Linked DNA regions of Homo sapiens: all the other regions are linked to region 5. A link is a loop called in an ENCODE intact Hi-C map of the cell type or tissue named here. Cell type or tissue: mammary epithelial cell. All regions are shown on one strand. Region 1 overlaps LOC105372201 (a long non-coding RNA gene). Region 2 overlaps TSHZ1 (teashirt zinc finger homeobox 1). Region 3 overlaps ZNF407 (zinc finger protein 407). Region 4 overlaps ZNF407 (zinc finger protein 407). Region 5 overlaps ZNF407 (zinc finger protein 407).

Region 1 (5,000 bases), 580 kb before region 5:
ACAGAGGGAATATCAATAAAAGGGGCCATTTTTCTTTTTGCAGAAATTGATACGTTGACCTTAAAATTCCTATAGAAATGCAAAGGACCAAGAATAGCTAAATCAATGCTAAAAAAAAAAAAAAAAAAAAAAGACAAAGAAGACTCACATTCTCCCATTTTAAAACCTATTACAAAGCTATAATAATTAAAGCAGTGTGGTACTGGCATGAAGATAGACACATTGATGAATGGAATAAAGTTAAAAGTCCAGAAAGAAAAACTTACACTTATAGTCAATTAATTTTCCATAAAGATGCCAATGGGGGTAAACAGTCCCCTCAATAAATGTGCTGAGATTACTGAATATCCACATGCATAAGGCTTTATTTAGCCCCCTCCCTTATGCCATATACAAACTAAACTCAAAATGGATCATAGACCTAACTGTAAAAACTAAACCAATTTCTATGTCTTGTAAAAAGACTTAGAAGTAAATCTCTGTGACCTGTTGGAACTTTAGGTTAGGCAGTGATTGCTTAAATGTGACACCAAAAGCAGAAACAATAAAAGGCAAAATTGATGAATTAGACTTCATCAAAATTAAAAACTTTTATGAGTCAAACAACATCATCAAGTAATTGGAATATCAGCCCATAAAATTAGAGAAAATATTATATATCTGATAAAAGACCTGTATCCAAAGTATATAAAAGCAACTTCACATAACACAATAATGATAAGAATAACCCAGTCATAAAACAGGCAAATGATTTGAACAGACATTTCTCCAAAGAAGATATACAAATGGCGAAAAAGCACATGAAAAGATATTCAATGTCCTTACTCATTAGGGAAATGCAAATCAAAACTACAATAAGATTCCACTGCACATCCAATAGAATAGCTATAATCAAAAAGCCAATAATAAAGGTTGGTAAGGATGTGATGAAATTGGAACCCACCTTACTGGTGGGAATGTAAAAAGGTGCAGAAACACTGGAGAACATTTGGGCAGTTCCTCAATATGTTAAATATAGAGTCACCATATGTCCCAGAAATTCCACTCCTAAGTAACTACCCAAGGAAAATGAGAACATATGTCCCTGCAAAGACTTCTGGATGAAGACCGAGGGCAGCTACTGCTCGTAACAGCCAAAAAGTGTAAACAACCCAAATGTCCTTCAGCTGATAAATGGATAAACAAAATGTGGTATGCCCATACAATGGAATACTATTTGGCAAAAAAAGATGAATTACTTATACATGCTAAAACAAGGATAAACCTCAAATATTATGCCATGAAACAAAGCCAATCACAAAAGATCAAATATTATTATTCCATTTATATTAAATGTCCAGAAGAGGTAAATTCATGGAGGCAAAAGCAGATAAGTGACTTTCAGAGGCTGGGGTTGAAGATTGAGGGGGGTGATAGGGAGTGACTTTTAATGGGTACGGGGTTGAAGATTGAGGGGGTGATAAGAAGTGACACCTCATAGACATGGGGTTTCTTTTGGAGGTGATGAAAAATGTTCCAAAATCAGATCATGATTGTTACACAACTCTGTAAATATATTAAAAGCATTGAACTGTATAATTTAAATGGGAGAATTTTATGGTATGTAAATTACATCTCAATAGAGCTGTTTTAAAAAAGTGTTCAGATACAAAAAGGAGGTTGCTAAAAACAGTCCTTCTTCCTATAGATGAGGCATTTTTTTGTCAAGCTCACTACATCATATGCTTCTCCAGATGCTTGGTTTGGTTTCTCTACTTGGGGGTTCTTACAATAAAACCTATTTCTCTACAGCCTCTAAGACTTTATGTAGATTCTATACGATATTCTCGAATCATAAAGAGGATTTATGTCTGTCTTACTTGAAGGAGATGGGTAGAGCTCCCTCATAACCCTACAAATACAACATTTTCAATGTTTCTGCCGATGGCCTGATGAAACAATAGGACCTCAATAGTTAACGCGCTTGTTTTGTCCCTTCAGGACAGTAGCTTTAGTTATAGAAATGTCCTCTGCTGTATTTTTTCCCAAAAAATATGCATTCAAAAAGGCCTGTGAAATGTATGTTAAATAAATCTTTTTCACTATGTTGAAAGTTTAAGCGATTTAATAAAAATAGAATCCAACATTTTACGACTTGAACAAGACTTCAAATGCAGCATTACTAAACTCCATTCTTCCCGTGACGGCATCACCTGGCAGTTCAGCGTGAGACAGGCTTGCCTCCTACATAGCTCCAGAGCAACTGTGTGGGAGGTGAGCCTGGCCCTGTAACCTGGTAAGGCCACAAAAGCTTAATTAATTTTCAGAAAACAAAGTTACTTGTATGGCCTAATTAGCCTACATTTCTTAAACAAACCCAACACAAAGCTAGGTGATATCATTTTATGCAAACAAACAATAACACCTGATCACTCCCCACACTTAGATGCCACCATTATTATAGTTGTTCAACCTTTTTTAACTCTCCATTGCTTGGAATAATAATAACCTGTTAGAACTTTGAAATGAAAATCTTTCCACTTGACAAATGCTGATGTTTTTAAGCATTTCAAAAGCCAGTGTCAAACAGGCTTGCTTTTGATTTTCATCTTGGTCTGTGCATGAGCATTAGAGAAATTAACAAGAGCGAAAGGCCTGAGATTAGCCCCTCCTCCATAATTCCCTAACGTCAATCAGTAGGGGGAGCTCTCCTATTATTTAAGTGTCCACAAACAAAGCACAGAAGCATTTTTATTGACTCTCCTGGGGACAATGGTGAGGTTTTTCTTTAAATGGATGTTATAACCTGAAGAACATTAAGACAATGATTTGTTCAAAGTTAGAGATGTACCTCATTCAGCACTGACAACATATTTTCTAAAACAGCCTTGCAAATTAACGAGGGTGTAAGAGTTGCAGGCCTGTAGAAAATTATCCCATTCCAAGAAGGAATCAAGTACCTGTCACTTATAGTGGAATAAAACTTAATTGCATCAGAATTCTAATGGCCATAATGGGCTTCATCATCTCTTTAATATGACAGAATATATGGAAAGGTTATAAAAAGGGAAAAATTGACTAACAGATTTTTAGACTTTGAGAAAGGTGGCTTTAAGCTATAAATTATAATGTGAAAGGCACAAAATGAAAAGAGCATCAGAAAGTATTAGACTCTTTGAGATTTTGTAGTTAAATTAAATAAAATGTCATGGTAAGGAAATGAATGGTATAACCCGTAAGCTTTTCATGTAGTTTGCTAAAATAACACTTCCACAATTAGAGATTTGCATGATTCTTTTTATTATTATTTTCTGTAAAGATTGGGTCTCCCTATGTTGCCCAGGCTGGTCTCAAACTCCTGGCCTCAAGCGATCCTCCTGCCTTGACCTCCCAAAGTGTTGGGATTACAAGTGTGAGCCACTGCACCTAGACTGCATGATTCTTTATTGGAGCTTTTGAGTGAAAGTAATGAAGTCCCTATACATGTACACAGTATATATCACAATATGGTAAACTGAAGACCAGAAAATACACAGTGAAGTTATCAATAGGCAACAACAGCAAGAATTGTGTATCCCTCTATGAGTACATCATATTGCTAAGTGTGACAGAAACTGTCAATGTCCCCAAGTTGCTCCCACTCTCTCTTGATAATACAGTTACCAATTTTAGTCTGGGTATATGAGTTCTCATGGGAAAAACTACAATCCCCATCCTTCCTTGCAGCCAGTAGAAGCAAGGTGACTGCATTCTGGCCAATGGGGTAAGAACAGATGGACTGTGCAGAGTTGCAGTGCACAAGAGAAAGAGGAACATGCTTTTACCAACTCCATTTCCCCTTCCCACTGGCTAGAATGTGGATATGATGGTGAGTCATCTGGGGCTATGTGGAGAGGACAACAGGTCAGGAGAGTGAGGCAAAAAGGTAGGAAGAGCTTGAGCCCGTCATAACTTTGCAAAGCAGAACCACCAAACCAGATTTTACTTTGCTGTGAGAGAGGACTGTCTCCAGGTTATTCAGACTAGTCTCCATTTGTCTCTGTGTCTCCACAGTTTAACTAGTATCCTATACTGATAATATTATAAGAAACATAAAATAATACCTGAAATCTTATTTCTTTCTGTTGTGGAATTACCTAGGAGTTTAGAAAGTGAGCCCAGCATTGGGCTAGCATCAAACATTTATAATGAGACTTATTGACTAGTGATTCAGTGTTTGCATTTGGGAGATGGATAGATAATAGATAGAAAGATAGATAGATAGATAGATAGACAGACAGACAGACGTATATTTCCCCTATGAACAGGCAGTAGAGGAGGATGGGGAAGAGGAGGAAGAAGAAGGAGGACAAGGAGGAGAATGGGGTGGGAGAGGAGGAAAGAAAGGACCATCTCAGTTCTTGGCTGGAATTGTCCCAGTTACATCCGTGGTGTGATGTTGTTAACTTGCCTTTTTTAACTCTCAAAAGTATCCTGACTTGAACAATAACTTACATGGCCATTCTGCCTCTTGGTGTCCTTTCAATAATCCCAAACTACCTCATATAGCTGGAGCTTGATATTCAAAGTGTATAATCCACTGTAGAATGTGGGCATGGTGTGAACAGGACCTCTATATAAGAAATGCCAGTACAGATACTAAAACTAAAAGAATGCAAAATGCAAAAGTCTAAGAAAAAGATCACTGCAGGTGAAACAATGAAAAGTATTTGGTTTTATCAAACCAAATTTAGAAGAGAAAATTGTGGTAGGAATGGTTTCCATAAGCTGGAAGAAGAAGAGAAAAATAATACAGAGAAAGCAGCCCAAGAAGACAGGAAGAACCTGGTCAAGGGAAGAGACGCTGAGGACCGTAAGGGAGATCTTGGCAGCAAGGATCAGCAGAAGCGATCTTTAGCATGAGTGCTTTGCTTCTATGTTATACATGTTTTCATAGAACTGGGTAATAAAGGTGTAACAGGTGTTCAGAAAACACACCGCTCCTACCCACGGCCCTTCAGTGGCACACCCACATCACTCAA
Region 2 (5,000 bases), 350 kb before region 5:
GCAGGAAGTCATGCGTCCTCCACCTACTGCAGGGGTGAGATGAGGAGGTCATGCGCCCCCCACCAACTGGAGGGGTGAGACGAGGAAGAGGAAGTCAACCCTCCCACCTACTGCAGGGGTGAGATGGGGAGGTCATGCACCTCCCACCAACTGCAGGGGTGAGGCAGGGAGGAGGAAGTCACCCCCGCCCCGCCTACTACAGGGGTGAGGTGAGGAGGAGGAAGTCATACCCCCACCTACTGCAGGTGTGAGGCAGGGAGGAGGAAGTAACCTCCCCCCACCTACTGCAGGGGTGAGGTGAGGAGGAGGAAGTCATACCCTCACCCCTACCTACTGCAGGAGTGAGGCAGGGAGGAGGTCATACGTCCCCCACCTACTGCATGGGTGAGTTGAGGAGGAGGAAGTCACCCCCACACAACACACCTACTGCAGGGGTGAGGTAGGGAGGAGGTCATGCATCCCCCACCTACTATAGGGGTGAGATGGCGAGGAGGTCACCTGCCCCTACCTACTTCAGGGGTGAGATGAGAAGGAAGTTACCTACCCTTCCCCCCTACCAAAGCCACCCCCATCCACTGCAGGAGTTAGATGAGGAGGAAGTCATCTGTTCCCCCCACCCACCCGCCTGCACCCTGCGCCACCTACTGCAGGGGTAGGGCAGGGAGAAGGCCAGCTGCCCCCACCCGCCACAGGGGTGAGAGCGATGCAGAGCCACAGGGCATGATCCTCTCCCCAGGACCCCGTGGGGGCAGGCGAGGCACCCAGGGCTCTCAACCCGTGTGGCTCCGGGGTCTCCACCAGAGGAGTTGCAGGAAGACCACTAGGAAGGATGTGTGTCTGAGCAGCCTGCCCGGGTAGCAGGTGGGGCCTGGGTGGCCGCAGGGACAAGGGACAGAGAGCAGCCACGGCCTGGAGCCCAGAGCCCCGGGTAGGCAGGAGGGCGGTGAAGGACCTGGCTTTCCCCCAGTAGCCCAGGGACCACAGTGGCCCAGATCTGGGGCTCCCATCCAAGCCTCTCCACCCCAGGGTGCCCGGCTCAGGCCCCGCGTTAGGAAGCAGACACCTGGGCCTCCTCCCACGCGGAGGTGGCTCGCCTGGTACTGCTGCTGGTGGGTGACCCTATGGCTTCACGGCACACCAGCTTCTAAATCCTTGCCTCTGCGGCTATTTCTAACCGTTCCCCCACACAAGACTTAGCAGAGCGTGCAGACACCACAGAGGGTAATTAAACCATCACACTCGCAAAGCTGGACGCACAGGCAAACACATGATGTATTGTTAACAGCAAGTATAATTAGGCAAGTAAACGTATATCTATATGTCATAGTTAACTGAAACATTAGCTTCCAATAAACGTATAAAATGGATTCCAAATGAGGGGAAAAATTTCTTTTAGAAATTTGTGGTTTTCTATTTTCTTTCACTTCAACTCTCCATTAATGTGGGCCAATTAACTGTCAATTGGATTTACAAAAATGTGTTTACATTTTCAGCCCCATATTTGTGAGTTCAGCATTACTCAGTCTATCTTACGATAAATAACCCTTGGATTATGTATAATGATAAGAGTATCTAAACAATCACAAGGTAATGCCTGAAATACACACGAAGGTGAGCGTGAAGGAAACATGTGGGCCACAGTCTAGGACTTTCCAGATGAACCTGAGGGTGAATACACTTCGATCACCTTCCACAGGCAACTTCATCATATGATATTTCTGAAGGGAAAAAGTCTTCAGTAAAAACAGAATTATTAACTTGCGCCAGAATCAGAACCTTATACTTGAAGTAGAATACAATTACTGAGGCCACTGATATTATGACAGAGCTACATTGCTATCACTGTCTATAAACATGATGAAAGTCTTGTCTGCCTGATGGATACAGTTTCCAGTATGAGAAACATTTTTGTAAGCTCACATATATTTTTCATATATAGCCTCAAATAATAGTTCTAGATGGCTTCTATTGTTCCAACCTCCTCAAAAAAATTATTTGGCTAGTGCGCTTATCTTTATATTTGAGAAAACAGTGCTTTCTTACTGTGGTTTCTGAATGCACCGGAAGCCTAGGATTTACTTTCACTTTGCCTGCACTGTGGCTCTGAATAAATAAAATCTTTTGCTATCACCCTTTCCCACTAAAATGAACAGGAAGTAAAAAAAAAAAAAAAGTAAGGTCTGAACATTTCAAATAAATACAGCAACAAGTATATTTAATGATAAGGTCACTGATATTTTTCACACTTCAAAAGAAGGACAAAGCTGTGCTTCTCTGCTGTGGGTGAGTGTGTGTGTGCTCACATATGAGTGTGTGACTGCTCCTCCGTCTCTCCCTTCTAATTATACCAAATACGGAGAACACTGGAAAAATTACAAAAATGGCTTCACCTCTATCTATATCAGAAAATCGCTTTACTGCAATAGCATTAAAAATGTAGGCACCAGTTCTCATAAGCAGAATGAGGGAAACAGTGTTTTCCAAAGTGAAATTTCAGGGAATCGTTCTTTTCAAAGTAAGATAACTTAAGGGGCAAGGCAATTCACGCAACTGAATCTAGCATCTGTTTTAAGTCATAAAGGCCATTACATTTTGTGGGTTGTGCAATTTGCTGTTTAACCAACTTTCTACAAAAGCATGGTGAAATGGCATATTTAAAACCAAGGGCAAAGGGACTCCACTCACTGAGAGAAGAGGCACAGCCCCCCCTGGCAGGAGCAGTGTGGCCCTCTGGGGTACCTCTCCCAGCAGCAGGCCCACCGCCTCAGCCCTGACCGCATGGCCTGCTCCTGGCCATTCCACCTCCTGTTTTATCTGTCAGAAAACACTGGCATTTGGTGAAGGTGTACGGTCGGTGGTGGGTCGATGCGGCAACTGAAAAGAAACTACAGCCTAGGGCACTTCCAGTTCAGCAACCCTGGGTAGCAATGCCTACCAAATGCTCTTCCTGAACAGAAAATTATATCTGGGTGCCTCCATTTGCTCGAGCAAAAAGATTATTCAGAAATCATATATACCACCAAAACACTGCAGGCTCAAACTTGGAATAAATCCTCCACTCCCGCTCCCTCTACAGCATTTTCAAGCAGGGCTTTAGTACTCCATTATTGTGAATGTTCTTTGGCCCACAGCAAAAAATATTGACAAAATTCTGCTTTTAAGACAGTTATTGTCTCTGTCTACTTGATAGCAGCCTTCAGAAGTTCACCTGCTAGCATTAAATTCTTGAGTTTGGGTGAAAGGAGAGAAAATTTGCCACATCTCAAGCTCTTCTGCTGTAGCAGCAGCAAATCAAATTATTCTTTCAATTAAACTAGCTTTGTGCCTAAAAACAAAAAAAGGCCACAGGCTTTCTTCCCCCACACAGAGAACTGAAGCCATCACCCCTTTAAACCCCATGACTTGAGCATGATCTCCACGGCTTAGTATTCTTGGATAATACAGCTCATAAAATTAAATCTACTCTCAGAGATTTCACTTATCACTGTGTGCTGTGAGCTTGCAGGCAATCAAGGGATCAAGAGTTCTGCACTGGGGTGTGTTTTGATGGACCTGATACAGGGATATGACCTACCTCTCTCTTTCTCTCTGACACACACACACACACACACACACACACACACACACACACACCAGAAACCAAAAACACCCCATCAGAGGTTGAACAGAGAACCAAGGCCCCCATCGTCATCCCCACTGCCCTGAGATGAGAAGAGACGCTTCCCACTATGAAGCTCACAGGACTTCCTCACCTTTGCCACACACGTTAGCTACATTTTAGCACTAAGACAAGCCCTGAACAGTGCATGCATCTGGCCAATTTCCTTCCAAAGAACTGGAGCTGGTCTTTCGTAGGAAATGCCCAACTAACAAATGCTCTGTTTGACTTTCTTTTCAAAATGTTGGCTTTCAAGAAGCAAAACGTGAAGCGCAGGTCTTGGTTGAATCCACGCTGATAAGGTAAAGGCGCTTCGGTGCTGGTGACGTGCCTGGAAGGGCGGTGAGGTGGTGTTTGCTGGGGGAGAGGGGAAGCCCGCTCCCCTGGCACTTATTTGATTCAGAGCATTGTATTTGTGGAAGTCAAAGCCAAGTGCTAACCAAGATTTAACACTAAGACTAATCAGAACAACACTTAGTACAAGAAAACACAACTTTTTTTCTGTTATGGTACATAGAGTGGGCATCCATTGAGAACTTGGCATCTTTTGTTAAGCACCATGATTATGAATAATTTATGATAGAAACTGACAGTGACTTTATCACAAAGCTGTGGATGGAGAAATAGAAGAACACTCCAGGACCTGCCTGGATAAGACAACGACTTCCCGGATGTGAAACACAAAATCTGTCATTTGACTAAGCAAATTTTACAGGGACAAAGGGGTAAATTTGCTAAAATAAAATCAATCAGAACAAAACAAGAAACTAAAAATCTGGCAGTTTTAAAAATTCTCCATTCTTGCGGTGATTGCAAGGAGACAGCCCACGTCTGGTGCAGCGGGCACCTGGAAAGCCTGACCTTTTCCTTTTAAGAGAGCTCCACAGGTTTAAAAATGGGACACGCACAGCAGCATCGTACAAACTAAAAAGATATTTAAAATACCAATTACATAGTTAAAAATTAACACTGACATACCCTTAAAAATCCAGGGGTTCCTGAAAATGTCTTCACTTTAAAAAGAGGTATGCCTGCAAAGTCCAAGCTCCTGTTTGTTTCCACAGCTTCAGGTGGCACTGGCTATTTCCCGCATCCAACTTCTAAAAATACCAATGTGGAGTTCAACTCCTCCATGCATTTTTCTTTTTTACCTGAAGGCAAAAAGTCAATCCGGTTTCTCTTCATAGATTGTGGGCCTGGTTTTAATTTGTGCAATAGTCCTTTTGATAACAATGCCTAGTTAAAACATCCACTAGAAGTCTGTAGCAGGCATTTAATGGAAGGAAAATCTAATAGGGTTCCACTGCAACTCGTTCATTAACTTTTAAAAGAGTTCTCTCCT
Region 3 (5,000 bases), 140 kb before region 5:
AAGACAACACGGCACTTGCAAAGCAGAACACTGCATTCAGTGCCAGGAAACATGTTTAATAGAGATGCAGAAATGGGAGCACATCCACAATGATGTGATACAGAAACCAGAGGGTTGGTGCAGAAGCCATAGCAAGCGGACAGTGATGGGAGGGATGGAGGGAGGCAGGCAGGTGAAAGGAATGAACTAAGCAGGCTGGCTTGGCAAAGATAGATTTGAGGGGTGGAAATAAGGACAGGAAAACAGCCTCCAAATATCTGGCAGGCTGTTATGTAGAGCTGGGCATGCACATGACCTGTGCAGGTCCAGAGCATAGGAGGACTGCTTTAGCTCATTATGAGGAAGAATTTTTCTAAAACTGAGAACAATTTACACATGGATACATGAAAAGATGCTTGGTATCATCAGTCACTAGGAAAATGCAAATTAAAACCATGATGAGATACACAACACACCCATTAGAATGGCTAAAATTTTAAAAAGACCGATCATGCCAAGTGCTGGTGAGGACGCGGAGCACCTGGAGCTCTCATGAACTGCTGGTGGGGATGCGAAATGGCACAGCCATGGTGGAAAACAGTTTGTTGGCAATTTCTCACCACATCATCCCATGACCCCATTCCTAAGAAAATGAAAACACATGCCCATACAAAGACCTGTTGCCAAACATTGACAGTAGGGTGATTCCTAATCACCCACAACTGGAAGCAACCTAATGTCCATCACCAGGAGACAGGCAAACATACTGGTACACGCATGCGACGGAACAGGACTTGGTGACAGGAGGGAACATGAGCAGTGGATGTGCAGCAATGGGAATGAAGTTGAAAAGCATTGTGCCAAGTGAAATAGATGGGTACCTGCCACTGACGTGACATGCTGGAAAAGACAAAACTATAGGGACAGCCAAGGCCTGAGTGCTAGGAGAAGAGATTTACTGAAGAGTGGCACTAGGCAACTTTTTGGGGTAATGGAAACGTTCTCTAACTTGGTTGTGCTTGCATGATTGCAAACATTTGACAAAACACATCCAACTGTATACCTAAAAAAGATGAAATTTACTGCATGTAAATTAAATCTCCATTTAGAAAAAGTAAATGCACTCCATATAAGCACAGAAGAGTGTGCCAATCATTTCCTGTCAAAAATGCTGTGGAGCACTCCTAAATTCAGTGGGCAGTTACATCATTTTCTCTCTACAGACTCTTAGGACTCTAATTATACAATATTATGACTCTTTTCTTCATCTTTAGGTATTCAGACCAATTCAGTGACTTATTTTTCACATCTGAAAACAAACCTGATCTGTCCAGTGTCATATTTATTTTCTAGATATAATGAAAATTATATCTAATATAAACCTTATGGTTTATATAATCTTCTGAAGTATAATAAGTACAAAAATCATAAGGCTGAACTGTCTTTTACTTCTACATTTTACTTTTACTGTTGTTACAGAAATGAGAAGGCTGGCCAGGTGTGGTGGTTCATACCCATGATCCCAGCACTTTGGGAGGCCAAGGTGGGAGGACCACTGGAGCCCAGGAGTTCCAGATTAGCTGGGGCAACATAGTGAGACTCTGACTCTAGTTAATAAGAAAAAAAAAAAAAAAGGAAAGAAATGAGCAAGGCTAATTCAAAGGGCAAGGGATATTCAGAAAGGCCAAATATGTATCAATCAGATACCTAAAAAGAATGAAATGCAAATTATCTAAAGCTGAAGATGGGCTTCTACCAGGCTGGGCTTAGTGTTACATCTGTGGGAGACACTCGCTGATGTCTGTATTGACATTTGTGACATCGGAGGCGGTCGCTGGTGTTTGTATTGACATTTGTGAATGCAGGCTACACAGTGTTTAAGGACAAGCTACCTCTTGAATGAATGTGGCTTTATATAAAAATGGGGATGCTGATCGTCCACTAGGTGGCTGTAATTGTGGTCAATCAACACTGTTCCTTAGTTTCTACTTATCCTTCAGTTACACTAGAGCTGCACATTTGTTTTTGGCTCAGTTTGTGTGTGTGTGTGTGTGTGTGTGTGTGTGTGTGCACGTGCATGCACACACATGCGCTACAGTATCAGCCGAATGTGAGAGACCTACAATACTTTTCCACTAGGCCTGAGTGATCTCATGGCTAAAAAGACATCGTAGGAGTGGATTTCAAGGTATTGCTTGTTTAGATGGATTCTGTGTGTGTGAGTGTGTGTGTGTGAGAGAGAGAGTGTGTGTGTGAGAGGTAAGAAGAGACGGAAAGTGCATGTGTGTGGACAACAGTGCTAGCTCTTTTATGGTTGAAGAAAGGGGGGAAACCCTACAGCTTTTCCTATGGTCGTTAGTGTCTTCTTTTTCATAATAATAACTGGCAATCACTTAGGAACGTGGTAAGGCTTTTAACTATCAATAATGCTACCCTTTCTTTAAGAATGTGATTTTATGTAGACATTAAGACTCAGGCAGATCTAGCTTAAAATCTACGTTTAGCCACTAACTAGCTACATATGCCTGGGCAGCTTGTCCACCTCTCTAAGCTTCAGTTTCTACGTCCATTGCACAGGGCACTGACACCTTGCGGGATACTGCGAGTATTAGGAACAGACTGCACCAAGTGCCCCGTAGTGCATGCTTGGCCTGTAGCAATGCTTAACACGGGGAAGAACCCTTGTTCTTCCTTCCCTTCAGAACTGCTTGCCACCAAAGTAATTGCAGCTTCTGAAAAAACAATTCCTACTTCACGAGCAGGACACAGCATTAGTAACAGTGCTGGCCGGCATCACACGTGGAGCTCTACCGTTCTCCATGTGCTTTGTCACAGCATGTTTCAAAGCTGTTTTTCACAAATTAGAATGTTGTTTAGAAGTCTGGATTAGAAGTATTAGAAAGAGTGTAAAAAAAAACTTACTGAATTTTTAGTTAATTAACTGTAGCAGCATCCATATAGGCTAATTTAGATAGTTTATCTTTTAGGAAAAGAGTTACGCAGTGGGCAACTTTGTGTTCCAACTGGCAAAGAGGGTCTATCTGCAGAGTATCACATACACACACTCAGCTACAAGTTATTAATGAGCTCAGAATGCCTAATGGTTTGATTATGTTGCGGCTGAAACCACGTGTAGCCAATTCAACCTCAACAAGTATAATACATAAAGATGTACTGTAAATGCGGAACACACTGACAAGATATTAAGAATATAAAGGTATATTCCACTTGATAAAATTTAGAGGAAGACAGAATCTTCCACCCCATTTTGAACACAGATCAATACCCAGTATCTTTTTTTAGTATATTAAACATGGGGAATCAACCCGTAGCCACTCAATTGAAATAAAGTTCTCGTTATATGACTGTTCCCTATCAATATCCAGTATCTAATATCAACAGCCTACTCACACTTCAGCCTGGACTTTAGGCTCCGAAGAAGCCCAAATTGGCAGCATTCTCATGACTGTGACAAAAATTCCTTTAGGCAGGAAATGCACATCACTCCACGTGATCAAAGCTACTTCATCCCAGTTCACATGAGCTATCTGAGGGATAAAATGCAGCACAGAATTTTGGGGGCAGATGTCAATGAATGACATGGTGTGAAAAATGGGCCTCTGTTTATAGGAAGTTAAAGGCCAAACGTTCTAAATGAAAGAACCAGAGAGAGAGACCAACAAGGTAGCTGTGAGCACTGCAGAACCATTATCGGCACCTCTCTCTGTCATACCCAGCCAAATTCAACTGCATACAACTCATTTCCATAGCTTGAAAACAAGAAATTCCGCTTATGAGAAAACTGAGATTGAACCAAAAAAAAAAATTCTCTAGGGAAATGTATAAAATTGAGCTTTTTCTTTATGACTATGATTTTGAAACTATAACCTGCATTAACTCAAATTACTATCAAATGCCTGAAATAAATTGTCAGGAAAGACTCTGTAATGGATTAAAAAAAAAAAAAAAAAAAAGCTTGGCCCCTGTGCTTAGAAATAGGCTGAGAGATAATCTGCAAAACTCAAAACTTTCAAGTATTCATAAGATATTTAAAAAAACATTTAAAACAAATGATTTGACAGCTGCAAATGCAGGATAACACCTAGCTGAATTATGGAAACAGTGTGGATAATTACTTTTTTCAAACGTTGGGGCTCTGTGGACCAAGGTCCTGTCTGAATTTCCCTGCAGCACCGTTACTGTGCAGTAATACAAGTCCTGTTGTCACAGCAGCCTCAGTCTCTTTATCATCCACACATCAGTAAGAATGATGAGACACGTCCCATGATTCTAGCAGTCTTCCTTTGAAGGATCCACACGTTAATTACTGCACTAATTATGGTTTTTGAATAACTAAATGAAGTAAGCAGTCTATGGAGGTACAGGCATAAACCTAAGACTGAGAAAATACTAGTTACTGAAATCATCAGTGTAAACTGACACATCGAACAGGTTTAGAAGAAGTGGAAGCGGTAGATTTTAAAAGACAAGCATCTTAAATAATTAGGGCTCCGTAAGGCAAAAAGAAATGTTATTTCTTAATGGCAAGTGCATTTAAACTGTTATCTAAAGATGTGAAGGTAAGCCTGCTTAATTCACTGCTTCTTCTTTTGTTATTAGGAAAACATAATTGTTCCAAATAATTAGCACTAGAGTACATCACAAGCTGACAACAAAATTATAGAAATCTTCATATTCAGATCCGTCTAGCTGGCTATTAGGAACAGTTTCTGATCATAACCCATTAGTTGAAGTGCTGCGAGTTCTTGATTGCCACCAAATAACCTCAGATATCTGCCTAAGTTAACAGCCCCTGTTTATTCAGAGTTTTCTTGACAGTAAAAACTGCTTAGGATTTTTACAGCTGCCACACAAAGGAACAGTATTCCATGTGTATGCTTGGAAGATTAGGTGATACAGTAATTGAAACATGGATTTTAAATACACGTTTAACTCCTAAGTTTCTAAGCGAACCCCTGAAAAGGCACTTCTCCATTGTTAATGGTGGTGTCATTCTGTTT
Region 4 (5,000 bases), 240 kb after region 5:
GGCAAGTGAGTTCCTTTAGTTACCAAATTATAAACTAGAGGTATAACCACAGTGTTTGCACTATATTTTTCAGTTTGGCACTGAAAGAATTTTCATAGAAATGAAATCAAAGAAATTTGTTTAAAGTCTGGCCAAAACATTGCCTTTATTTTTCTGTCAGAAAAACCATTAAAAATAATAATTCTACTTAAATGCCAGAGGTGCTGCCATGTTTACTGCCTTAATCAGATTAGAGGGAGACTAATAGGACTAACTATACCTACTGGTAAATAATAAGGTCATTCTTGATGTCAAGAAATTAAAATATTATCCTGTATTTTATACTTCCTCAAATGGTCCTTCAATAACAAATTTCTAATAGTATGCCTACTACCAATTTCTCTTTTTTAGTAGAAATGATCAGCAGCAGAATTATTCCTTGAATTATCAAGACCTACGATTGTCAATGCAACGATTTCATGTCTGTTATTGCTAATGTAAAACTAAATATTTTGAAGTATTGATACTTAAAAGTCTGTAATTGAGCACTCATTAAAATTATATCGATGGACATAAATTTCACTCAAAAAAAGGAGTCCAATGAATAATATATTAGCATGTTCATGATAACACATAAGCCAACAATGTCAATTCATTTTTTTCTAAAAAATAGCTAAAATCATCATTTTATTTCAAATAGCATACATCATTTCAATAAGTTATCATAAGGAAACACTAAGTGTGCATAATTACGTTAGTTTTTGATAATCTACTGATGCTTTAAATAATGTATAAGCATGAGCTTTTTTCCAACATGTTAGTTTGTAGTATCGCTATTTTGTAAAAGACATTACTGAAATTGAAACTAATCACTATGAATCAATATATGAAGATTCAATAAATATAAGCATATCGATACATGTTAAATATATTTAGCATTTAATTGCTAAAAACCCATTGTCCCTATACTAAAGATCTGAGTCAAAAATAGATTCAACTTTTATGGTTAGTAATATTTCACAATAGTTCTGCAAATATATATTAATAATATACTGAGATTACAAAATTATAATTTTATAAACCATAGACATAAAAAGGCCCATCATTTTCTAGGTGTTTAAACCTAAGTTACTATTACTAACTTCAGTTGGCAAATGGCAGGTTTAATGGACACAATATTCTTTTGTTACTCAAAATATAGACAACTGAGAATATGACGCTTAAATAAACTTTTAAAGAGATTCAACTTGAAATCCCTGCAACTAAAACAGCATAATCTACAATAGCCAAACAGAAAACTTCATAGCAACTAGATATTTTGATTGGAAAACCATATATCCAAGAGAACTGCAATGACATCAATTTCCTTACCACAGACATCTATGGCTATCTTGATAGGCTTAATTTGGTTCAACAAAATGTCACATCACACAAACCATGTTCAGTGAATTCTACAAAATCTAAATACAGAACATAGGGTGTGGAGTCAAATATAAATTGTTTAATAAATTTCAAATCTCTAGAATTTTCCGTTTTTCAACCAATCCACATCTAGCAAGCTTTGCTAATAACCTCCCTTGTTTTTATGGAACATGTCCAGTCATAGCTTATATGACTGATTTGAAATGCAAGCTTAAATTTATTCCAAACTCACTAATGATCAGCTATAAACACCTAACATACCCTATATGTGAGAGGTGACTGAAACTGAGAAAATGTAATTTACCGAAGGAGAAACTAAACTGTGTTATGTGCATTGGTTCTGACTTAGGAAAGTTTTGCCAATAGTTCTTTGTTTTGATTTTTCAGACCAAGGGAGGAAGCACCTCGGGAAGTTGTAATATGAAACTAATGGAGAAAAATATAGCACCCACCCCTGAAAACCTTTTGTATTGTTTCAATCACAAAACTTACCCCAGTAGAAGTGTTAGAGTAACATAATATTGCCCTCTGCTGGTCCTTCATGATTTTTACATCTAACTGCCTTAGTTTAAGTTCTCAGCATGGGGGGAAAATATAAGCAATATTCATGTAATAAGCAAAAACAAATAATAAAGATTAAAATACCGTAAGTTCCACAGTAACGTTTCCATGATATATATTTTTATTTTATATTTAGTTTAAACAGGAAAAGGCTACGATGTATTTTGAAATTGCTCGATGAATAAAAACCCTAGCAAGTATTAAAACCCTTTATTTCTAGAAATATAATCATACTGCTGTCTTCCAACAATCAAATGTGTTTTAGATAATGATAGGAAACAGAAATATGCTGAATATTTTGGCAACGCTATAAAAAGGTACTTAACTTTGATCTTTAGATATTTTTCTGCTGTAATTTTAAGTGATTTCCTACATTATAGCTCTGAATAATATTTTCAAAAGCCTCTTTAAAAGGGTAGAAAAAAGGGGGACTATACTGTACTTGAATGGAAAAGCTGCTCTACTTGATGATATCAAATTCTTGAGCAAACTTTCCATGAAGTCATCTTTACCTACAGGAAGTCAATTAAAATCTGACAGGAGAGATTAAGGGCTCTGTGACAGATTTCACTGGTCTGTACTCAGTATAGACACAGCAATGCTATAACATTGAAGTTACAATGAATATTTAACAATCCAACGACTAACTACTCCAGCAGAGTTTTCAAAATAATGTGATGTCCCTATTTGTTAGAGCAAGTTCACTCTGGCATCAATTAAATCATGAACTGTCATCTTGATTGCTCTCTTTGTTGAGGGACAGCACATTTCCATCTAAGGATCACCTCGGCTTTATATCTCTGCAAGACAATTCATAATTCTGAGCAGCAGAATGAATGCACAAATTACATTCTTCAACCTTTTACTCCCACTAAATCTTTCCTTTTTTCCACTTTGCTGAGCCTGAATATTTTATTCCTCCATCAAATATGCATCCCATTAATTAAGTTAAATTACTTCTGACTGCCAAATATTCTCTGTCGATGACTGTCAACAGAAAATACATGGCTGTGAACTTCTAATGACACAGTCTCGCTTAAACATGAGTTACAACCTTCACGCAGGCATCTACAGGCAAATTATCGGCCTCTTCTTCAAAACCGGGCTGAAATTAAATGCTGGTTTCTTTTTCTTCAGCTTTTAACAAGTACACAATAGATGACACTCGTACTTGACAAAGCAAGTACTGCAATTTTAATTATATACCTTTTCCTCATCTTTTAATTGCTGTTGTTAATCAGTCATTAACTTCTTCCCAAAGTGCAAGATTCTTAAATCTCCTTCAAAACATTTCGGCTCAATAAATTCCATCGCTCTTCATAACTAACATATAATTTTGTCTATTTTTAAAACTGTCATTTTCCAAACAGGGTATTTTTAATGTGCTCTTTAAGGATGACAGTAACAGGGTTTTAATCATAACTTGCATAAAATTATCACTCTCTAACACATCAAGACTAAAACAACCCAGAAAGACTTAAATGGGTTGTTTAAGAATAATTTTGTAACATAAACACCAAAATTTCTATCTTTACCCTTGAGCTACAGTCCCACCAAGCTAAGGGGGGAAATATTATATTTATATATAGATAGATAGATAGATAGACACACACACACATATATAGCAATTTCTTGCCCCCTCCACTACAGAAATGGAAATGTAGTTCTCAATAATTTATTATGCTCTCTATCACAGTATAATCATTAGTGCAAAAATATTTAATTACAGTGAAACTGTTATGACATTACTATAAAGCCAGTAAATTTTTTTCTACACCTTAAGATAATGTGTTCTTTGGGGTAACAAACAATATTCCCGTGGCCCACCCCTTCCATGAATACTTCAAAAATGCCACCTAGGCCCTATGTAAGTGTTCTCTGTCTCTCTCACAAAGAGAACCTGCAAAGTCTGTGAGTTTGCCTGTTTCATACATGAGCCCACCCTAAAGTGTATGACCAAGTGCAGACCCCTGTCAACCAAACTACCTAGAAAGAGTGACTAACAGGATGTCTGCTGAACTACACCAACACAGCAGTCATCAACCTAACTTGTCTGTGGATGCAGAAAGGTGCTCCGTTTCTCTCAATGTTTACAAGTCTCTAAATCTCAATGGGGCTTCTTTTGAAGTACTGCAGCAATTCAAAACAAAGAAATTGTCAGTCTTTGCATCCCTTAAAGTGACTAGGCAGGAGTGCTACATGATGCAGACTAAGTAAGCACCAACAATTGTAAACGATACCATGCACAGAGACCATATAGTCCATCAGATACTAGCTGAAAAGGAACTTTTCAGCTAAGAACTAAGAGACAGCAGGGAGGGGTGGCAGGGGAAATAAAATTATTCTGCCAATGGGCACTAGTCAAACAGACTATGACAAAGACATTTTCGATTATTTGTTCCTAATACAAAATAAAGTGAAATGCTATTTTTGACAATCCAGCTGATTTTAGATATAATTCACATTGCCCATGTTCTATCATCTTAAGGAAAAGAGAAAACAGTTGCCTCACAATGAATACCCAAATTGCTTGTGTATCTTCATCACTTAATAGTTAATTCTATCCTTTGATAGAAGTGACCATCTAAACTCAAAAGGAATTATAATAGATTCACCACTGTTGGTTACTGAAACTAGAGTTCCCACGTTTGGCACTCAGAAAATGTTTGAAAATGAATGGACGAATGTTGATCAATTAATTAACTTTGCTGCTTAAACCTGTGTCCATTATTTCCCTTGTTAAAAAGAATGGTAGCTAAAAATAGTGAGACTGAAAAGTTTAAGAGCTACATTAAAGCTAATTAGAATGCCAGTGGGATAAAATAGAAACAGCCCTGACCCGAGAGTCACAAGTCCTGGGTTCTTGTCTCCATTTGTGAAAAGTCACTTAAGCTCTTGACCCAAATTTCTTTACCTGTCCACTAGATGGATTGGACCAGGCAACAGTGTAAGTTCTAAAACCCTATTTTTAAAATAAATTTTAGTGGTGAATACTAAAATGTCTTTAATATTTAAACACATTCCAATTTTTCAGACTA
Region 5 (5,000 bases):
ATTTAAGATGAAGAAACAAAATGTACTGAAAGAAAATACCATGTCAAGTTAATCAACATACACTCAAGACCTACACAGAGATCTCCAAATGGTGCCCTAGCTAATATTAAAGATACAAAATGAGGACTAGGTTGTTTACAAAGATTCAGGCCATAATAATTAAAAATAAGAGATTAAAGTTTAAAGAGGAAAGATTAATATTAGGTTAAAATTCTCCACAGAGAAAAGTATCAGGTTACACACTGCGTTATTGAATAAGGAATTCTAATTTATTTGAATTATTGCTCACTTGCAGTTCTGCAGCTGGCAACAGTGCAACATTGTTTTACCAAAACAAAACAAAACCTCAGAAGTAGTTCTTTTTCTAGAACTTCTAATAAATGTAGTTAAGTACGAAAATAATATGAATAGGAAAAAAAATCCAACAAAAAATTTGTGCTACATTCCCTAATTAAGAAGACAAAGATGTAAAATTTATAAAAGATATAATATTGTCTTAAAGAAATTCTTAGGGATGAGCCAAAATATACACAATAAATGCTACCACACAGAAGGCAGCATCTTATGCCTAGAGGGAGTGGAATGAGTCAGACACGCTGATACATAAGCTGCTCTGTCTTCCTCTGCTTCATAAAAACGACGGCATCACCATTTTCCAAATGTTCAAAGTTTGTCTTTCTGTCTTTCACATTTTTTCTACAGGCTCCAGACAGGCAATATTTCAGAATATGTGGAAACAAAGAAGCTGAAAATAAAATGAAATAACTAGTATCTTAGCACTCTGACCAAATTAGTGAAAACTGATTTGTACATAAAGTACAAACTTTTATATACTTCAAAGTTATTCTGTCGTTGCTATTTTCCACCAATAGTACTTGCAAAAATTGGGTTATTTTCTCTCAGATCCACAGCTGAGTCTACATCCAACCCCACACTGTAGGGATGCATAGGTGACTTCTGTCAGCTCCTCCTGGAGATTAGAGAGTTTTCCTAATAAGCTACACTGTATGAGCTTCTATTGCTGGAAGATATAGATAGTTACATAGTAAAGTGTTTTGTTGTTTGATAATAGCTCTAGTGTCTAAGGAATAACTTATTATGCAAGAGACTATTGCCCAAAAAAAAATTTTCTATTTTTTTCATCTCTAAGGCCTTTCTTTCTTCCACAATATATACAGATATATCTAACTACTACCCAAGGGACTGTCCATAGTAATTCCTTGTAGAAAGACCATCCCCAAAGATAGCTTTGGTCCTTTTATAATGACTGGATTTGCGATTCAACAACAGCAGGTTTAATAAACATGTTTATCTGGATTCTACTTAAAGAGATAGCAGACGGAATGCATGGTCACTTTGTGTTCAAAATGACTCTTCTAATTAATCTGTGATCCCAATGCCTATTTAAGCTACATCAACAAACAAAGCAACTTATTTGTAACTGATCAACAAAAAGTAGGATCTCTGATTCTTTTTCTTTTAAAGACATGTGAACCAATTTATAATTTTTAATGCTATGGAATCTATTTGTTTTCAAGTTTGTAAGATCTTTTACTTAAACAAGGTTGTTTTGTTTTTTAAGATAAAATTTAACAATGTTAACTAAAGACCTAGTGTAAATGCTTGTGCTATATCAGCACAGAGCCTCTTAGGCTGAAAACAAAAATTTTAAAAAGCCTATGTACTTGTGTGTTAGAGGGCAAGAAAGAAAATTATGAATAAAGCAAGCTGAATATGAAAGTAACACTAGATAAAAAACATTATACAAAATACAAAACCAAATAAAAAATTAGAACTGATGAGATAAAATTCACTAATGAAATGGGCAGAGAAAACTAGGAAATATTTCATTCAGGAAGAACTCAAGTTCTGCTGCAAAGAATTGTCAGAAAAAAAGGAAGAATAGATTAACACATAGTACAACATTCACACTTCATTATAGAACACCTGAACAGATGATACAATTAAGAGGACATTCATTTTATTTTGTTAGGGAACCCCTCAAAAAAATCCCACCTAAACTTGCCAGGAACTTCTACTCCACGTGAAAGGGAGTACACCGGTATAAAGTGTCATCATGACACAAGCTAGGAGAACCTTTCAAAGCAATCTTTATGCTTGCCAGGACAAAACAGTTTCGCAAACCAGCCACCACACTGACATCTACCTGTGGCTGGCTGAACTGTGTGCAGGTGACAAGCAGGAAGGGGCGATCTGACCAGGAGCAAGCACTGCACAGACAGTTCAGGGGACACATTTGTCTTCCAGAAATTCATCACAATTTGAAGAAGGCCTTGGAATCATTATTAGCCTAAGAAAAGTTTGGAAAGTAACTGGAATTTTAGGCTTTCAAAGTAATCTTTCAGCCTGGGACATTTGTATTTTTATTCCATCGACTAGATTGGCAGTTACAATAGAGTAAAATATAAAGACATATAGACTTGAGGTAAATGACATAATGGAAACGTGTTGACTGGTACTTTAAATGACAAAAATAGTTTTGATTTAAAGTCTGTTCTGATCAAACCAGGTTTGTGGCATTGATCAAACTGCTTCAAATCTCAATTATATCTAATATTAATTCTAGACATTTTCATTTTGATTATTTTTATGGGATCCCTTTATTCTTTAAGAACTTCAAAATCACCCAAAAGAAATAAATGAAACCTCTGATTCTCTGGAAGATTGTGTACTGTTCATTTTGGTATATATAATTTCACTTCTCTCAGCAAATACAATATACTGCTACAGAGATCAAGATCTATTTTTTCTCATTGTCTGTATTCAGGGGCAAAACCACATTTGTTCTATCCACTGCTTCTTGTGGTACAGCCTATGAGCCTGCACAGGAAGCAAAAGGAAAACTGAAAGTCTCTGAAGAGATTATCCAAAAGAAGAAAATTATTCCCTGTGGAGTGAGTCGCCCTAACTCAGGAGGCTGCTGAAACAAGTGGCAGAACAGAACAATGAATCCCATTGTATACTGAATTCTTAATGCCACAGTATCTAAGAAGGCTTGCCTTATTACTTAGCTATGCATTATCAACATAAAGTGTTTATACAAGAAAACTGTATAGAAATGTATACTGTTATCTATGACCTGAAAAACATGTTTTATAACTGAGATATTTTAGATAAATATATGTTTAAAAAATTAAACTCAACTTTCAGGAGAAATGAAAATTATAAATACAATTTTTTTTGTCATTGCATCTTAAAACTTCCTTAAAAATGCTTCCAGCAATATGCAAAGTTCAGACAAAATTCTATTAAATTAAAAGTATGTTTGGCAAAAATTTTCAAGGATGTCGATACATATATCAAATGGTGGTAAAGAACAGCAAATTTGCCCTGTGCCAGTCACACATGTAAGAACTTGAGAAATTTGATTAGAAATACTCAACAAAATGTTTAGATGTGAAATCAAAGAGACACTGGAGACTATTACAAAATGTAAGCACACTTCTAGTTGAGCATCACTATCTGAGTTACAATATTACTTGAAATATCTTTTGACTTCCCCTCACCAAAAAAAGAAAAAAAAAAAACCTCTTAAGATGAAAAAGTACTTTGTAGAAGTCATTAACACTGGTTAAGAGCTATATCGGCCATAAGTAGGGGGAAAAATACCCAAAGTGTATTTCCAACAAATTTAGCAAAATGACGAGGTAAATCTTCAATATGAGGCAGGGACTGCAGATTCTATTCTTCTGCTCCACGAGATACAGACTTTCTACTCAGGGTTATGATGTCAAGTAATGAATAAAAAAGAAAAATAGAGAAAGATGTAGATAGTTAAAAAAAAATTAAAAAGGGTATGTAAGGTTAGAAGTACTAAGGAAGTGACACAGTTAAGGAAAACTCTGGCCAAAACTAGTCTGAAGGAACACTGATGCTATCCCAATTTCAATAATAGAGACACAATATGCAGATGATAAAACTGTCAGAGTCTGGCTTGCCATTTCAGTTTTCTGCAATTTACTAAATTAACATTTAAAGTGCAATGTAGGGTTATCCTTAATATTTTTATACTACAGGTAGTATTTCTGTGTTACTTTTCATGACTTATCAGTGCTTTACTGTTTAATATGCATTTATTATATATCCCCTATAAATCATAGAGAAGAAATGGAAGAAATAAGTTTCACATAAACAAAAGCCCAGTTGAGGCCACTGAAGTGAAACACATCCACTCTGATGTGGAAGCCAATGTGATGAGTGAAACACAATGTAGTTCAATATTAAAAAACCCTATGTTTTGGAAAGTAGGAATTTTAAGCTATTCCAACGTTTACTTACTATAACACACTAATTTTTTTTCTATTTCATTCTCATTAATACAGAGGTGACATGTAACAAAGAAAAATAAAAACATAGAAAAATGTTATTTTTTTTCATTTTAATGCAGAAACAAATCTAAAGAATTTGCTACAGAAATAATATTCTAGACCAGTGTTCTATGAATCCAATTTGTGCTTTGAATTTATAACGAATAGTAACTAATGGCAAAAAAGTTTTGGAGTAATGATTGAATATACTGATTTGTAATGGATTAGACTTTTGGATATTTTAGACAGTAAAAGCTAATGAAGGAGGTACACGTTTACATTTAAATAGAATGAGATGTCATTGCCTAAATTAATAATGCAAACTTGAAAAATAGCCTCAGGTTCAAAAGACCAATTATAAAGTTATTTTGTAAACAAATCTATATTTGTATTTTTCATGAATAATTATAACTACTAGTATTTCTCCACTAATGTTCAATTTATAAAATGAGAAATACATTTTCAAATGAAACTTAAATAATATTTCAGTTTCTAATGATGGTAAGCTGCCTGCAGATTAAGTGTTAATAATGGCAAATATAGGAATACTCCACAGGAATAATTTTTATCTATTGATATTATACAAATAAAAACATAAAACTAGAAGTTAAATATTTTGAACAGTAAAATATTATGAAAATAAACCAGTGAGATAAATATGAAAATAAACAA

Evidence for each region. A loop is a pair of places that touch in the nucleus more often than their neighbours do. Peaks named below come from ENCODE experiments on the same cell type or tissue, not always from the same donor. Only the 100,000 strongest peaks of a DNase experiment are listed, where the experiment ranks them.
Region 1: a loop joins it to region 5, with 13 times the contacts of the local background. A loop is called at or near these places in 30 of 110 quality-filtered maps.
Region 2: a loop joins it to region 5, with 14 times the contacts of the local background. A loop is called at or near these places in 9 of 110 quality-filtered maps.
Region 3: it touches region 5 in a loop (3-fold over the local background); 10 of 110 quality-filtered maps call a loop at or near these places.
Region 4: it touches region 5 in a loop (2.9-fold over the local background); 19 of 110 quality-filtered maps call a loop at or near these places.

The regions. Positions count from the first base shown.
Region 1 is chr18:75,476,881-75,481,880 of GRCh38, reverse strand. LOC105372201 (a long non-coding RNA gene) reads right to left here. Exons shown (of 3, transcript XR_935637.3): 3 at 3,335-5,000. Among named protein-coding and RNA genes, the nearest start is that of SMIM21, 52 kb to the right of the region's middle. In mammary epithelial cell, a CTCF peak has its summit at 2,679 (motif pointing right); no DNase peak of the experiment used is centred here.
Region 2 is chr18:75,245,037-75,250,036 of GRCh38, reverse strand. The region is part of intron 1 of TSHZ1 (teashirt zinc finger homeobox 1); the gene reads right to left. Among named protein-coding and RNA genes, the nearest start is that of TSHZ1, 37 kb to the right of the region's middle. In mammary epithelial cell, no CTCF peak of the experiment used is centred here; a DNase peak (open chromatin) is centred at 2,196; H3K4me3 peaks cover 2,066 bases; H3K27ac peaks cover 2,341 bases.
Region 3 is chr18:75,038,672-75,043,671 of GRCh38, reverse strand. The region is part of intron 8 of ZNF407 (zinc finger protein 407); the gene reads right to left. Among named protein-coding and RNA genes, the nearest start is that of PTGR3, 170 kb to the left of the region's middle. In mammary epithelial cell, a CTCF peak has its summit at 1,926 (motif pointing right); no DNase peak of the experiment used is centred here.
Region 4 is chr18:74,649,504-74,654,503 of GRCh38, reverse strand. All of the region lies in intron 3 of ZNF407 (zinc finger protein 407), which reads right to left. Among named protein-coding and RNA genes, the nearest start is that of ZNF407, 54 kb to the right of the region's middle. In mammary epithelial cell, a CTCF peak has its summit at 1,928 (motif pointing left); no DNase peak of the experiment used is centred here.
Region 5 is chr18:74,893,760-74,898,759 of GRCh38, reverse strand. The region is part of intron 7 of ZNF407 (zinc finger protein 407); the gene reads right to left. Among named protein-coding and RNA genes, the nearest start is that of ZNF407, 300 kb to the right of the region's middle. In mammary epithelial cell, a CTCF peak has its summit at 2,165; DNase peaks (open chromatin) are centred at 589 and 2,139; H3K27ac peaks cover 293 bases.